Regions from separate parts of the Homo sapiens genome. Here region 2 is linked to region 1. The links are chromatin contacts, found by Hi-C in ENCODE. All regions are on one chromosome and are shown on one strand. The core of a region is the stretch at or near the end of the contact, and the rest is flanking DNA. Distances in the headings are between cores, read along the strand shown. Region 1 overlaps LINC00385 (long intergenic non-protein coding RNA 385). Region 2 holds the start of LINC00398 (long intergenic non-protein coding RNA 398).

Region 1 (4,681 bases), core at 974-3,473:
TGGGCAGAACGGATGAGCATCGATGCAGAGGTGCTGGGAGGCCAGCCCGTGGCCCAAATGAGAGCTTGGTGATCTACCTCTGCCCCATGGAGGGGGCACCTGCCAGTCAATCTGGAGAGGGGCGTGTGCTGGCAAAAGAGGGTGCCCCTGAGCTAAAGCCCTGGTAGGAGGGTGGAGGAGAGGGAAAGGACTCAAGAAGGACTTCTGAGTGGGCGATACACTGGAAGTGGGGAGTGAGGAGACTGAAGCATCCAAGGTGGTGCCCGGGTGGCAGGCTGGTGTGCTGGGATGGAAATGAAGAGAAGACACGGGGCTGCCCTCAGAAGGGGTGGTGGCTGGGAAGAGGAAAAGCAGTCAGCCCTAAGTACTTAAAGTATCTGGCAATTTATAGCAAGTGTCATTAAAGGGGAAAAAGTTGTGGGGAGAAGAATGTTTTTGGAATTTGTGACCTCCACACGGGCTGAGGCATTTCTCCTTGAGGTGCCTGCTCTGGCCACCTGAGCAGGCCCTGACTCACAGAAGATGGAGGAGACACCGAAATGCTCTCTCTTCTTCCTAAAATGCATAGGTATTTTACCCAGATTGATTCATTACTCCCAAAGTTAAATTAGGGGCATTTTGTTGACAGTCACCGGTGAGTTCTGAGGAGGGCTCTGGAAGGGGAAATAAGAACTAGAAGAGGCTCTGTCGGTGACCCCTGCCCCAACCCCACTCTGGGAAGGGGTTCAGGGAAGGGAAGAGCGAAGGAGGCTGAGGACCAGGCGGGTCCTGGCCAAGAGGAAGCCGCCTCTTGCCTTGGACCTAGGCATCAGACCGGCAGGCATTGTGCTGTGGGGCCAGCTATTTCAGAGGAAGAGAACTTCCTGACCTTAACCCTGCCCTGCTATTAAAACACCGTCATAACTAGCTGGCCCATACCTGCCTCTGGAGCCTGGCTGTCACTACTTTCTGTCTGGGGTAGAGGACAATCTGGCGTGTCTTCTAGGCTCAGCATCAACACACATCATCCAGTGTATATTTTAGTACCGTCTTTACAGGCCTGACTCAGGGCAGGGGAAGTCGTCGGGAAAAACCACGCTCATGGCTCTGCCATTGTCTCTGTGTGTGGAGACATCAGCTACCCTCACTGGGCCTGAGATATTCATCTCTCCAATAAGCTTAGATCAGAAAGGCCATCTTGCAGCTTTTTAAAAAAAGAGTTGGACTCTTTTTTTAAATTAAAAAAAAGTTAAACATTTTAAACAATAAAATCTTATGTGTAACATCAATGTAAAAAGCAGATCAGGGTGAAACATACTGCTTATCCGGGGCTGGGCAGGGCCGAGCCCTCCTGTCCCCTTTCCCCCGCCCCACCCCGCATTGCTCCAAAGAACTTCCAGGGCCCAAGGAGCCCAATTCAAAACCCTCTGAATGAGGTGCTTGCTAAGAACATCCTGCAGCTCCCAGTGACTTCCCAAGAGAGCTTTCTCGGGGCTCCAGGTTTCTGCTTGGACTCCCTGAGGGCGTGCCTGGGAAACCCACTGCAGGGCCCCCAGTCCATGGTCCCAGAGGTGTGAAGGCATCTGCTTCACCTTCCATGCCGGCCTCCCAGGAGATGAGGAGGAATTCAGTCCCACGTTCGGGCAACCGTTGCTCAGCATTAGCAGCCGTCAGCAAGTTGACACTGGAGCTCCAGCCAAGTGGTATGACATGCCGCCCCTGCAGATGTGGTGCTCTGTACCTCTTAGACCCAGGAGCTGTCTGCATGTGACGTCCGATAAATGAGTGTTTCCTTTAACAAGTCTTAAGCCAGGCCCTGAAGCTAAGTCGCAGAGTGAGTATCTTCCTTGAGCCCGTCACCCCACAACATTCACAAATAAGAGCCCCTGCGGAGAAGCAGGCTATGTAGTCAGATAGACATAAGTCAGACCCCCCAGCCTGTGTTCTCACCTGTGAAATGAGAAAGATCACAACAGCGACACCCGAGCTGTTGTTTGGAGAAGATGAGAGAGTGTGCACAGCTCACACCATCCTCTGCACCGCAGCTAACACTGTTAGCACCATCACATGGGCCCCTCTGCAAAGAACTGCCCACCTCATGAGAAATCATATGCTGAACCAGACCCCCGGGCCAGTTCCCAAACTGGGTCTCACACCTATCTCTCTGTTTTGAATACCAGATATTCTAAATACAACATCATTGATATAATCTGAGATACTAGATGATGTTATCCGCCTGCCTGCAGAGGATTTACTTTTGCTTTTGGCAGGCATTTAGGCCAGGGGCAGATTGTCTTAAGCCAGACTGGATGAGCTGATTCAAAGCTGGTTTCGGTCTTTGTGAAGATGGGTCTATTTCTGGTTCAGCGTTTTGCCTGGGGATATCCCGTCCGCTGCCCCACCTGAAAGTCTGGAGTGCTTGCCTGGCCGCCTCCTGCACAGCAGGGCCTGAACACTGAGGTGTGTTTCCCCAGCCCTGTGAGACTGCCCAAAGTTCTACTCAGCTTCTCAGCCCCTCCACCGACACTCTGAATTGGCAAATGCTTCAGCAGGGAAAGTGGACCTGAATGTCCGGCACCCTCTCTGTGATCCCCTTCTCCTCTTGATTTTGGTTCCTCAAGTCCTCACTGCCCTGGGAGCACTCTGATACCCTCAGCAGAGTTTCGAAAATATTTTATGCAGTTTTCTAGTTGTTCTCAAGGGGAGGGTTAGTTGGAGAAGAACACTGTAGCCAACCATCTTGGAAGTGACTGTTCCTATTTTACTTTAATGCTCATTTAGGTATTTTAAAAATTATTCTGTTTTCCTGAAACAGAAAAAAAATTCAGAAAATTTTTTTCTGAAACAGAAAAAAATATTCTGTTTTCTTCATTTGGGCTGGCATAACAAAAATACCATAAATGAGGCAGCTTATAAACAACAAACATTTGTTTCCCACAGTTCCAGAGGCTGGGAAGTCCAAGATCAAGCCACTAGCAGTGTCTGGTGAGGGCCTCTTCCTCATAGATGACACCTTCCATGTGTCCTCACATGGTGGTATGCACTGGCTAGCTCTCTGCAGTCTCTTTTCTAAGGGTACTAGTCCCATTCATGAGGGCTCTGTCCTCATGACCTGATCACCTCTCAAAAGGCCCCATCTGCTGATACCATCACCTGGGGGGTTAGGATTTTGCATATGAATTGGGGTAGAGGCACAAACATTCAGACCTTAGTGCTATGCTTCATTGATTTAAGGATGGTCTCATTGGGATGTTGGGGGTAGAAAAGATCCATGTCTTCCATGCTAGTCTAGGAGTGCATTCTTCAGGAGGCAGAATGGCAGAATGGGAGGAGGGTCTCCAGTCATGGATGCTGGTGGCCCATTGTTATAAACCACAGGGCAGGGTCAATGAGGGCACATTGCCTGGTGGTTTCCTCCAGCTGAGTTCAGAAGGCATTTTTCCTCAGCAAGACCACAAACTAGTTTGATCAATAACTTTTCCTCCAAGTAGTACAGTTTGGAAATGAGGTAAGAGAGCCATCTCCTGGTAAGAAATATGGCAGTGTGTGAGGGAGGCCTGCAGCGACTCCGGCACTGTGTGGAGCCCTGTGGGTCCCTGGGAAGTCTGGGGTTTGGGAAGGTGCCCAGAGTGAGTGGATTCCTGGCCCTGTGTTCACCCGATCTTCAACAAGTGCAGCTCCCGTTTTATCTGTTTTATATACTGGGTTCCTAAGAAAAGTTTTCCACCATTGGGGAATTTCAGAAGTTGCTCCACCATCAGATAAATTGGAAAACCACCCCATCGAGCTCAACTGCTTCATTTTATAAACCAAAGTCCCCGGAGGTAAAATGACTTCCCCAAGGTCATGCAAATGATTCATGGTGAAAACAGGACAAAACGGTCTGACCTCCATCCAGCGCTCTTCCTACCACCCCACACTGTCTTTTGGAGATGCAGTTTCCTAGAAGATCTTTATTTTAGAACAACACTTCTTTTAAAGAGCACTGCTCTGTGCTTTTGTGTAGAGCTGCATGGACTTTTCTCACAAACGTCCCCAGAGGACATGGAACAAACAGGGCTGTTGATATTTTCCTGCTGGGAGGTCAAAGGCCCACCAGAGGAGCTCAGTGCCCTGCCAGGGGCCTGTCCTGGCTCTCCTGCTCACCCTGTGACGTTGACTCATCCTGCCACCTCGAGGGTCTCTGTTTCTTCCTTTGTAACATGAGAAAAGCAGAAAGCCTAAGATCTTCACATTCTGTGGGAAGCACTTCAGTCAGGGGAATCCCCCCATGTGGCTGGAGTCACCCTGACACCACCGCATAATGATTCATCCTTCTCTTGGGAAGCCAATGAGATCAACAAGCCAAGACTATGGGCTCTTCACAAGGGAGGAGTGATGTCTCTGCATCAAGGGAGAAGAAATACTATACCAGCAAATCCGTGCTTGAAGATTCCCCCATTCCTCTTTAGGAATCATTTATATTGCTGGCCACAGTGGCTCACGCTTGTAATCCCAGCACTTTGGGAGGCTGAGGCGGGCAGATCACCTGAGGTCAGGAGTTCGAGACCAGCCTGGCCAACATGATGAAACCCCGTCTCTACTGAAAATACAAAAATTAGCCAGGCGTGGTAGCAGGCACCTGTAATCCCCGCTACTTTGGAGGCTGAGGCAGGAGAATTGCTTGAACCTGGGAGGTGGAGGTTGCAGTGAGCCAAGATCA
Region 2 (4,681 bases), core at 839-3,338, 650 kb after region 1:
CCACTTGGGAAGGCTGGCAGAGAATTTTAAAATCCTCTTTTCCACAAAAGATTACAGGTAACACACATTCATGAGTCCTTTGACCCAATGCAAGGTCACAGAGAGAATGTATCTGACACCTATTTTATTTGTGTTCTGCTCTATTCCAAAAAGGACTTAAGGTGGTTTGAAGAGGAGGAGACATAAAATAAAAGTTAAATATGTACTAAAAGCCTGAGCAAAAAAGAAAGGAAAGAAAAGAGTGGCAACATAAAATAGAGGCTGGAACAAGGTGAGGGAAATTAAAAGCACACCGTGCAGGTTGATATGGTTCCTTCCTGTGGGCCGTGAGTTTGGCTCTAGGAGTTAACTGGGAAAGGGAAACAGATGAATATTAAACATAAAAGCAGATCGATTGCTTAGGAGACCACTATTTTTGGAATCCAGGAATGGTAGGCCTTTCTCCTGCAGGCCTTTCCCCACCATCTGTATAATGTACTAAGCCACAGCCCTAATAGCATAATAGCATCCTGTATCTGATGTGGCCTCAAGCGGTTCAGAATTTGGAACTGTGGATCTGCTTAGGACTTCAGTTTCCTTGTTTCATAATCTGCTCCCGAATACCCCATATCTGGGCATATTCTTATTTGATTCAGGTCTGCTGTGGTCCAGATCTGTAAGACTCTGCCCTGCAAACAGACAGTATAGAAAATATCATCAGTGACCATATTATTTAACCTCCACATTATCACCCACATCCTCATGAGTGTGAGGGTCCAAATGGTACTGATAAGAAAAGTTAGTAAGAGGCAAGGTCACCTGCAGTGTCTGGGGTAACAGACACCACATCTCTGCAAGCCCCAGCCTTCAGCCTGCCAGGTGGAGGGGCAGACTCCATCTGATCTCAGAAAATTTGAGAACCGTCCAGGCACAGTGGCTCACACCTTTAATTCCAGCACTTTGGGAGGCCAAGGCTGGTGAATCACTTGAGGTCAGGAGTTTGAGACGAGCCTGGCCAACATGGCGAAACCCCGTCTCCACTAAAAATACAAAAATTATCCGGGCATGGTGGCACGCACCTGTAGTCACAGCTTCTCGGAGGCTGAGGCAGGAGAATTGCTTGAATCCTGGAAGCGGAAGTTGCAGTGAACTGAAATCATACCACCGCACTCCAGCCTGTGTGACAGAAACAGACTCTGTCTCAAAAAAAAAAAAAAATTGAGAACCTTCCCAGGGCCCACCTACAGTTGACTCTTGAGTAATGAAGGCTTTAGGGGTGCCAATCCCCACACAGTTTAAAATCTATATACAACTTTTGACTCCCCCAAACTGAACTACTAATAGCCTACTGTTGACTGGAAGCCTTATTGATAACATAAATAGTCGATTCACACATATTTTGTATGTTAATGTATTATATACTATATTCTTACAATAAAGTAAGCTAAAGAAAAGAAATTGTTATTTAAAAAATCATAAGGAAGAGAAAGTATATCGACTACTCATTAAGTGGAAGTGGATCGCCATGAAGGCCTTCAGCCTTGTGGTCTTCTGAGTAGGCTGAGGAGGAGGAGGAAGAGGAGGGGTTGGTCCCGCTTCTCAGGGGTGGCAGAGGCAGAAGAAGGTCCACCTCTAACTGGACACACACAGTTCAAACCTGTGTTGTTCAAGGTCAACTGTACACGCCACCGAGACCAGAATGGGTGGTTTGATATTTGTCAGTGGCAACAATTCAATATTCTATCCTTTAGATGTTTTCTCACTCTGGTCACATTTAATGTGTTTAATTGATGCTGTGTGGAAGTTTCTTCACGTTAGAGGATAAATAAGCCATTCCCTTTGATAGGAGCCTGGGGCTTTCCCTGCGAGGAGGGCACTTTGGGAGCAGCCTTCTCATTAGAGGGCAATTAGCCGGGCTCCCGCACCCGGTGCCCTGAGCGGGGCTCCTGAGTAGGCAGGGCAGACGCGCCATCTAGTGGCAGCTCTCAGGACGTCCACACGCCTGCTCCTGCGGGCTCCCGCGCCCTGGGGTGGCAGGCACCGGCATGCTAGAGGTTAACGAGGAGGTTCCCTCCTTCCAGCGTGGATGAGCCTTTCCGTGAGGGTGACCGGAAAGGCGCCTGGGCTGGTGACGGTGTCAAGTGTAGGCAAGAAATACGGCTGATCAAGAAGCGACTTCACCTCCCTCGCACAACACTGAGTCCCTTTGCGGCAGGGGCCCTCCCCGCCGCGAACCCTACTTGGAACCTTGCGCCATGCGATGTCTCTCTCATTCTAGGCCACGGAAGCCCTGGGTCACCCTTTCAGCCTGGTTCTCTCCGGTGGTGCTGGCTTGTTTCTCCTGTCTGTTGGGGTCAGCTGCGTCCAGCCTCGGCTCCTGCAGGATTGCCCGGGCAACCCAGAGGAGATGGGCGGGCGTGGAGGTCCTCCCTGGATGACCCTTCCCACCATTTCAACATCATTAGGAATTTAACAGGCTTTTGCAAGAAGGCCCAGGTACGCATCCCCCCATTTATAGTAGGATTTCCAGGACAAAATGTATTCCACTCTCTAAACAACAAGCAACATGTATACAACCCATTCATAAGGTAAAGATTCCCTTGCCTACACCTAGCTTCTCCTGCCCAAGCATGGCCTTGTCGTTCTCTTCCCCAGGTCAAGTTCAGGACCTAGCAGCTGGGAATGCACATTTTCCAAGTTAAGAGTGGAAGAGTCCCAGCTTGGCTTAGATGGAGTCACATATAGGATTCAGGTTTGCCTTGGCAGGTCTGATGGACCTTGGTGAGGGTCCGCCAGCAGCTGTGCACAGCAGCTGCCCAGGGCCATGCAGCAGGCACCGCACTCCCCTTCCAGGAAGGATTCCAGGCCCAGCTACAAGGAGCGTGGCTACTGACAGCTGTCCACTCACAGCTCGTCAGACTAAGCTTCAGCTTTCAAAAAGGACTGTGCCCTCCTTGGGCTGGCCCAGGCCCACATAAGAGCAAGGCAGTGGCCCAAAGGCCTGGCATTTCTGCCCACCACGGGATTCCTCTCCTGGGTGGTCTGTGCTCCAGAGCTCTCTGTGGGGCTGGCTTACTTCTCCCCTGGCCCCTCCACAGGAGTTACTCAGCTATAGCCCCTCTGCACACATAACTCTATCTGGGAGCCTTTCCCGGAGGATGCAACCTAACTGGTTGGCTCATCCTATAGAAGCCAGTGTCCTTGACTTTTTCAGGTGATGAACCTCTTTTGAGAGGATGCTGATAACTGTAAGCATCTTCCCAGGATTTGCACATGTCCAGTGTTAGAGTGCAGGTCCCCCAAGGCCATCCCACGGGCCTTCACAGGGAGTCGGGTTGAGGACTTCTGACTGAAGGAGGTGGGGAGGAGGCGAAGTCGGGGAATGAGGAAGATGGGGCTGGGGGATAATAACAGGGCTTCCGGCAATGGAGAGGAGGGTTAATTCTCATTTCTGACTCACAGCGCAGCCTCCCATGAGTTCATGGATTCTGTGGGAAAAACCAAAAGCCAATTCCCTCAAGTGCTATGTCAGGCCCTGCAGGCAGGTGGCCGGCGGTGGCCCCATATGGCTCTGGCACAATGAGGGCTTCAGAGAACAGAGCTGCCTCTGCCTGGGGAGTGCCAGTGGCATCAGCAGCAGGGGTGGTGCCCAGTCACCCATGTGGCAGAGGCTGGCTGGGCACCGTCTCCTCTGGGTAACATGGTGCCCACCAAGCCCTGGAAGCAAGGCCTCCCAGCACCTTTGCAAGCAGCAGATATCATCTAGCAATGTCCAGCTGGATGGAAAGAAGATACAACAGCTGGAAAGTGGCATTGGCTGACCTCCTCCAGAAAGTCTCTTTCCAAAATAATTGGCAAGGGTTTCAGGTGTTAGATGTTCTTCACTGACAGGTGGAGAAGGAGCTAACAAAACAAGATTGTGCAGGAATGAGAAGTCGTATTTAGGATGTACGACAGCAGACACACAGCACACACACACACACACACACACACACACACACACACACACACACACACACCAGGGGCTGTTTTCAGCACTCACTTATATTAATTGATTTAATCCACATACAGCCTCATGTGCTAGCTCCTATTATTATCTCATTTTACTCTCAAAAAAACTGATGCACAGAAAGGTTTAGCAGCCTGCTAAAGTCACGCAGCTGAAAAGTGGCAGAGCTGGGATCTGAGCCAGGAAGCAAGGTACAAGGTCTGTGCTCTTCATCTCCTTCTATGCTGGCTGTATGCTTGCTAGCGGCCATGAACTTGGACCTTGGGGTGGGAGGGCTCTGCGTTCATTCCCAGCCCCCCTTGTTACTGGCTGTGTGATTTCAGGTCGGTTTCATTCTTCTCTTTGACTCAGTTTCCTCAACTGAGTGTAAAATGATAGTGATCCTACCTCATAAACATGTGTGAGGCTTAAATGAGCTAATTATGTAAAAGATTTTTGCTGCCACACAGAAAAATGCTTAGTCTGACATTGAATATATATGAAATTTTTGGATCTGCGCCACCCACAGAACTCAGAGTAGGTTCTTTAAATAAACTTCTGCCCCAGACTCCCAGGCCAGCCCAGCCACTGAAGGCACCAAGACAGGAGCCCTGTGTCCGCTCCAGCCCTGAGGCTCCGGAAGCCAGGCAAGAGCATTTCCCGGTGGATTCCTGGCTGGGCCCAGCCTGGGGCCTCTCAGTGCTCCTGGTAGCC

Evidence for each region. A loop is a pair of places that touch in the nucleus more often than their neighbours do. Pooled maps may share reads with other maps.
Region 2: a loop to region 1 is called in a pooled map, with 4 times the contacts of the local background. The contact joins the promoter of LINC00398 here to the enhancer-like site in region 1. A Hi-C loop is called at or near these places in 6 of 168 maps with a recorded cell type or tissue (K562, PC-3, endothelial cell of hepatic sinusoid and 3 more) and 6 of 50 pooled maps.

What each region holds. Positions count from the first base shown.
Region 1 is chr13:30,155,453-30,160,133 of GRCh38, forward strand. The region is part of intron 1 of LINC00385 (long intergenic non-protein coding RNA 385); the gene reads left to right. Among named protein-coding and RNA genes, the nearest start is that of LINC00385, 4.0 kb to the left of the region's middle. RefSeq lists an enhancer at 3,944-4,353. Within about 2 kb of position 2,224, at least 3 of the 41 ENCODE cell types and tissues checked have a DNase peak (open chromatin) inside an H3K27ac peak, as active enhancers do.
Region 2 is chr13:30,801,118-30,805,798 of GRCh38, forward strand. It overlaps LINC00398 (long intergenic non-protein coding RNA 398), which reads left to right and starts at 2,089. Exons shown (of 2, transcript NR_047012.1): 1 at 2,089-2,475. RefSeq lists a silencer at 1,864-1,983 and an enhancer at 4,142-4,642.